Linked DNA regions of Homo sapiens: region 2 is linked to region 1. A link is a loop called in an ENCODE intact Hi-C map of the cell type or tissue named here. Cell type or tissue: thyroid gland. All regions are shown on one strand. Links, peaks and the distances in the headings refer to the core of each region. The heading gives the core; the rest is flanking DNA. Region 1 overlaps TTLL11 (tubulin tyrosine ligase like 11). Region 2 overlaps TTLL11 (tubulin tyrosine ligase like 11).

Region 1 (2,908 bases), core at 195-2,694:
ACCACGTGTCTTTTTTTTTTAAAAAAAAGGAGAGGGAGCCCTAAAGATCATCTCTTTCAACCCCCTTGTTTTACATGTGAGGGACTCTGAGACCCTAGCAAAGTATTGGAAGAAGCACCGACTGTCCATTGACTTTCTACATCCCCAGCCTGCTCTTTTTCCAGATGTTTTAAGCAGTAAGTTAGACACATTCCTTTTTGAGATAGTCCACAAATATGTGATGAAATATACCCTGTCCTTTGCCCCCTGAGAGGTGGAAGAAGGCAGGCACATGCTCTCGGGGAGCTCTGCATCTCGCTGGAAGAATTGGGACACTTCCAGTGGTCAGGCATCCATGTCTTCCCTGAAGTCTAGAGAGACGAGTGGTTCTCAACTGGGGACAATTTTAACTCCCAGGGGGACATCTGGCCACGATTTGAGACATTTTTAGTTGTCATACTGGGGGAAGGGAGTTGCTATACTGGCATCTAGTGGGTCAAGCCGACGGCTGCTGCTAGACAACCTGAAATGCACAAGACAGACCCCCACAACAAACAATGGTCTGGCCCAACGATAATAATCATTGGGCTTTTCCCCTTCAGCTTCCTGGGCTGCTGTAACAGTTCTTCGTGCCCCACCACAGCCACACCATGCAGCTGCCACGTGACTCAGGGCAAAGATGTGTCCTCAGCCCGGGAGGCCCCAAGCAGCCTCTAGAGAAAGGGAGCTCACCTCGTCTGTTCCACGAGACCTTACATGACTGAGTGCGTTCTTCTTGGTAGCAGGTGGGAGTCTCTGCCCACACTTCCCCACTGATCACATCTGCGAAGGGAGGAGGAAGCCTTACATAAGCGCAGCCTCAGAGAACCTTCTGTCATTTTGGCAACACAGGGCCTGGAGAAGCCCCTCCCTTCCAAAATCTCATGGGGAGCACGGTTCTGTTCTGAATGGGCGCTGGAGGGTTTGCCTGCTACCTGCAGGATACAGGTACATCTGAGCTCTTTAGCCTTTGAGATTAGACTTGCCAGCCTCATCTCCATCCTCCACAACCACAGCCCCCATTCCCGCCACACTCTTCGCCCACACGTCCTGTGCTGCTTGGGGCCAGCCAACGTGCTTCCATCGTGGGGCCTCTGCTCATGGTGTCTCCTTCCTGTAACATCCCTCCCTGCCTTGATTGCCTGCACAAGGCCCATGGGTGAGACGGTTGTCTGTGAAGCTTCCAGACCCTTCTCCCTGCCCTCCCTGCCAAACAGCCATGCTCTCTCCTTGCTCTGTTGATTCCAGGCACACCTCCCCAGCCGTCATAGCTCGCTGGATCAGAAGTATTTGTAGGTGTCTTATCCCCTTTCCACCTGCTCCCAGTGGAGGCCAAGTGCCTCGTGCCAGTGCCTGATTCATGTTTGGGGCCCAGGGCCTAGCACAGGGAAAGCTTATTGAATAATCAAGCAAGTGAGTGAACAAATAGGTAGATGGGGTCTCACTAGGCTCCTTACTCTCAGAGTGACAACTTCCAGGACCTCATGGTTCCCTATTGGTCACCTGGTGTCTGGACACAGGCCACGTGGCCTCAACTCTGCCTCCTCATTGAAACTGTATGATCAGCTGGGCATGGTGGCTCATGCCTGTAATCCCAGCACTTTGGGAGGCTGAGGCAGGCAGATCACTTAAGGTCAGGAGTTCAAGACCAACCTGGGCAACATGGTGAAACCCCATCTCTACTAAAAATACAAAAAGTAGCCAAGCATGGTGGCAATTGCATATAATCCCAGCTACCTGGAAGGCTGAGGCAGGAGAATCGCTTGAACCTGGTAGGTAGAGGTTGCAGTGAGCCAACATCAAGCCACTATACTCCCTCCAGCCTGAGTGACAAAGCGAGACCCTGTCTCAGAAAAGAAAAAAGAAGCTGTATGATCTTGAACAAGTCACTTGCCCCCTCCAGCCTGTGCATCCATCGGTAGCCAGCTGTCACATCGCAGCGCACTGTGTTCCATGCATCCGAGGATACGTGGTGGTCCCAAGTTGGGGAGGTAATAGATCTTAACCGAGTTCAGGACTGTCCCTAATTCTTCTCTTGCGGTTGCCCTAACTGGCCCCCAGATAGCACTGCTCCTAGGCATGAATACAGTGAAAGAAACATTTTCGTGCACTAATAAAATTACCTTCTGTAAAGAAGGCAATTTGCATGTTAATGTTTTGGGTGATTCGATGCAGCTCCAGTGCCCTCCAGGCTGCAGTTTCTCTCTGACAAAGTGACAAAAATAAACTCCCGCATAAAAGAGCATTTCTCTTCTCTCTCATTTGTGCTCTAACGTGACATTCTTAATGTGAGTCAAGTTGAAACCCACTGCTCTGTCTTATTTTTGACACTGATCTGCCTCCTGTCACCGCTCCAAATGGCAGGCCAGCTTTGAAGAGCTCCTCAGAGGGGTCTCACCTTGAGGATAGGGCTCAGTCCACTTGGTGAGTGGGCACTGCTCTGCCCTGCCCAAGGCTGAGAAGGCTGAGGCTGAGGTCTTCTGGAGATTCTAGAAGGCCCCGCCAGTTAACTGCTGGACAGTCGGGGGGATGGGGAAGAGGGTTGCTGTTGGTGGCTGAGTTAGGGCCAATTTGCCCGTCTTCCAATTTGCCCATCTTTGGATAGAATGGGAATTCTGAGCCGCAGCCCTCCATGAGAATACTCTTTATTCTGCCAGGCTTGGCCCCTCTCATGACTTAAAGACAATCAAGAAAGAAGGCCATGTTTCCAGTGTGTCTTCCATGTGCCAGACACAGGCCCAGCCCCTTATGTCTGTTTTCTATCACTGAGCCCCCCAGAGCCGGGCAGGGTAGAAAGAAACTGAGGCTCCCAGCTGGGCAGTGAGTAAGCGAAGATCACCCCGCAATGTGTAAGAGGCCAACCCTGGATTTGAACTTAGGCATGTCTGAT
Region 2 (2,908 bases), core at 215-2,714, 86 kb before region 1:
GACCCATCAGCTTGTATACACTAAATAGGTGCAGTTTTTAATATAACAATTACATCCCAATAAAGCTGTTGAAATAAATGAACAAATAGAAGTGACATCACATTTTCTAGAAGTAGTACCTCTTACCAAGGAGGAGCTGATTGACAGGTGGTTCTGAAACAGAATTCTTGATTTTATCGAATCACAGGCATGGCCATGCGTCCCGTAGCCCCCTCTGGTACTGCCCCTCCCACGCTTCTCCATCATCTACTGAGATACTTTATGATTGTGGCTCCTGGAGCACCTCCATTGAAACCACCTGGCTGCATGTTCCATAATATCCAAGTCTCAGGGTTGGGAATAGCATCTTAACAAGCTCCTATGCTGACTTCTGAAGCACATCAACATTTGAGATTTATTGGCCTCTAAGGTAAGATCCAAACCAAATAACATGTGATGTACAAGATCCTTCATGACTAGGTTTTTCCACCTTACTAAAACCATCTGCCACTGTCTCCTGCCTGCCAGTGATCTGTGCTATGATACTGAATAAATGGAAATTAATAACCCAGCACTCCAGCAGCTCTTCACTCTATTCAGAGCACTCCTTAGGCCCTTCTTTGCCTCGCTAACTCCTAGTCCTCTGTCACCATCCTGGCCAGAATGATATCCCCTCAGAAGTCTTCTCTGCCTTCTCCCACCTTCAAAAAAAAAAAAAAAAAAATGCCACCTTCTGTGCTCTTGTGATATTTACTATTTTATTTCAAAATGAGCAGTTTACATATTTCTTTTCACCTCCCTGGGGGCCAGGAAAATAGGTTATCATGTATCTCTAGATTCCTTTACCTGAGAGTGCTTGACATGTAGCAGGATTGACTGATCCAAAAAGCTGGATCATAGTTCAGGGAGAGGGTGTTTATAGAGGATCATGGTGCTGATTTTGTTGAACAAAAAAATAGTAACCATGAAGATCAAATTCCCGGAGGAACTGAAAAGCTTAGAGAGAGGGTAATGGTTATAAAAATACTTCTCTATCCATCTATCTACATAGATACAGACAGCGCATGCGCTATGTGTCAGATGCTGTGCTGAGAGCATTGTAAGCTCTACTTCAATTCATTTTTACAACAGTGCTACTGTTATTTTGTCCCTTTGACAGGTGAGGAGAGAAGCATAGAGACATGAAGCAACGCTATGCTATAAACCAAATGTTTGTGTTCCTCCAAATACATATGTTGAAATCCTAACTCCACCGGCCAGCCCCACCATGTGATGGTCTTAGGAGTTAGGGCCTTTGGGAGGTGATTAGGTCATGGGGGTGGAACCTCATGAATGGGATTCATGCCTTTATAAAAGGGGCCCGAGAGCTCCTTCACCCTCTTTCCACCGTGCGAGGCTCTCATGAGAAGTCGGCTGTCTGCATTTGCAAGAGGATCCTTGTCAGAACCAACCATGCTGGCCCTGTGAGCTCGGACTTCCAGCCTCCAAACCACGGGAAATACATTTCTATTGTTTCTGTGCCACCCCAGCTATGATTTTCTGTTTTAACAGCCAGAGTGGGTGAAGACAAGCAGTGTGCCAAAATACAGCTGAATTGCTTGGATCCAAAGCCAGGCCTGGCTCGTGCCAAAGTTCCTGCTCCAGCCTCGAGGAGGAAGAACCACTCAAAGTGACACGGGAGAGAGGAGACGGCCTTGTTGATGGAGCCTTGGCCCCGAAGCCCCACTCTGCCCCTAAGCAGCTCCGAGACTGGGCACAAGCTGCTGTCCTCCCCAGCCTCAGGATCCTCGTCTATGCCACAGGGCCAGGAAGAGCACCACCTCCAGGGCTGTGCCGTCCTCAGCCCAGCGCCTGGCACCCAGCCACTGTGCCCATCATCGGGTTGTTCTGAGAATGAAAAGGATTAATGAATGTGAATGACTCCTTAGCAAGCCTTGTGGCAGTGAACACAAGAAGGGGGGAGTTATTTTTGGATTCTAAACAAAGCCTGGGTCAGCAGGGACCCGCGGACCTGGAGGGAGAGCGTGTGGATAACAGCAAGAGTTTTAGAGCGCGTGGCAATCCTTTGCCCTGACCCCTGGCATGCTGGAAATGGTCTGTGGGCAGCGCAGGGTCCCCCAGGGCCAGTTCTGGCTGTGCACCCCAGCCCCGGGCCCCTCTGAAGCAGAGACTGCTCACATCTGAAACACCACGGCTCCTTCCTGGCAGAAGCGTGTGAAGGCAAACTTCAAAGTGTGTGTCAGGATCCTCTTCTGCCTGCAAAGATTAAAAAACCCCTCGAGAGACTCAATAACCTGCGAGCCTTCACACGCGTAAACTGGTATCTTTTTGAGAGGAACACAGAACCTGGAAGACATTGATATGGCAGGATTTTCAGAGCTCCCGTGGCACAAGAAAAGTGGGAAGGAAAGATGAATGCTTTATGTTCTAAAGAGCAGGCCTGTGCCTTTCATCCTGAGATTAGAGGCCTGGATGCCAGGCTCTCACCCCTGAATGGGTGATGTTCTTAAACAAAGGGTGAGGGTGGAGGAGGGGAGCAGGGCACTGCCATTCATTCATTCACTCCACAAACCCATCCTAAGTGCCGTTCCAGGCTCTGGACTAGGCTCTGGACACAGAGAGATTCAGAGACCAGCCCCTGCTGCTGACTTGCAGTCCAGCCAGGAGACAGCTGCGGGAGCCTGTGGAGAGCCTTGGCATGGGAACCTAAGGGAAACCTAAGGAGGTCTCTCACCCTTCCTGGGAGGGTCTGGAGGGCTTTGCTGAGGAGGAAAGCCATGAATTTGAAGAATGAGTCAATGCTCATTTGAGGAAGAGGAGAGAGGGCCTCCCAGGCAGAAGGGACATGAGCAAAGGCCTGGAGCCATGAACAGGCCTGATGTGTCCAGAAAACGGAGGGGAGGATGGTCCCGGGGTGGGGTGGGCGGGC

Evidence for each region. A loop is a pair of places that touch in the nucleus more often than their neighbours do. Peaks named below come from ENCODE experiments on the same cell type or tissue, not always from the same donor. Only the 100,000 strongest peaks of a DNase experiment are listed, where the experiment ranks them.
Region 2: a loop joins it to region 1, with 1.9 times the contacts of the local background. A loop is called at or near these places in 2 of 110 quality-filtered maps.

Annotation. Positions count from the first base shown.
Region 1 is chr9:121,839,370-121,842,277 of GRCh38, reverse strand. All of the region lies in intron 8 of TTLL11 (tubulin tyrosine ligase like 11), which reads left to right. Among named protein-coding and RNA genes, the nearest start is that of DAB2IP, 190 kb to the right of the region's middle. In thyroid gland, for the core only: no CTCF peak of the experiment used is centred there; a DNase peak (open chromatin) is centred at 1,317; H3K27ac peaks cover 517 bases.
Region 2 is chr9:121,925,424-121,928,331 of GRCh38, reverse strand. The region is part of intron 6 of TTLL11 (tubulin tyrosine ligase like 11); the gene reads left to right. Among named protein-coding and RNA genes, the nearest start is that of TTLL11, 170 kb to the left of the region's middle. RefSeq lists an enhancer at 1,693-2,193. In thyroid gland, for the core only: no CTCF peak of the experiment used is centred there; a DNase peak (open chromatin) is centred at 1,601.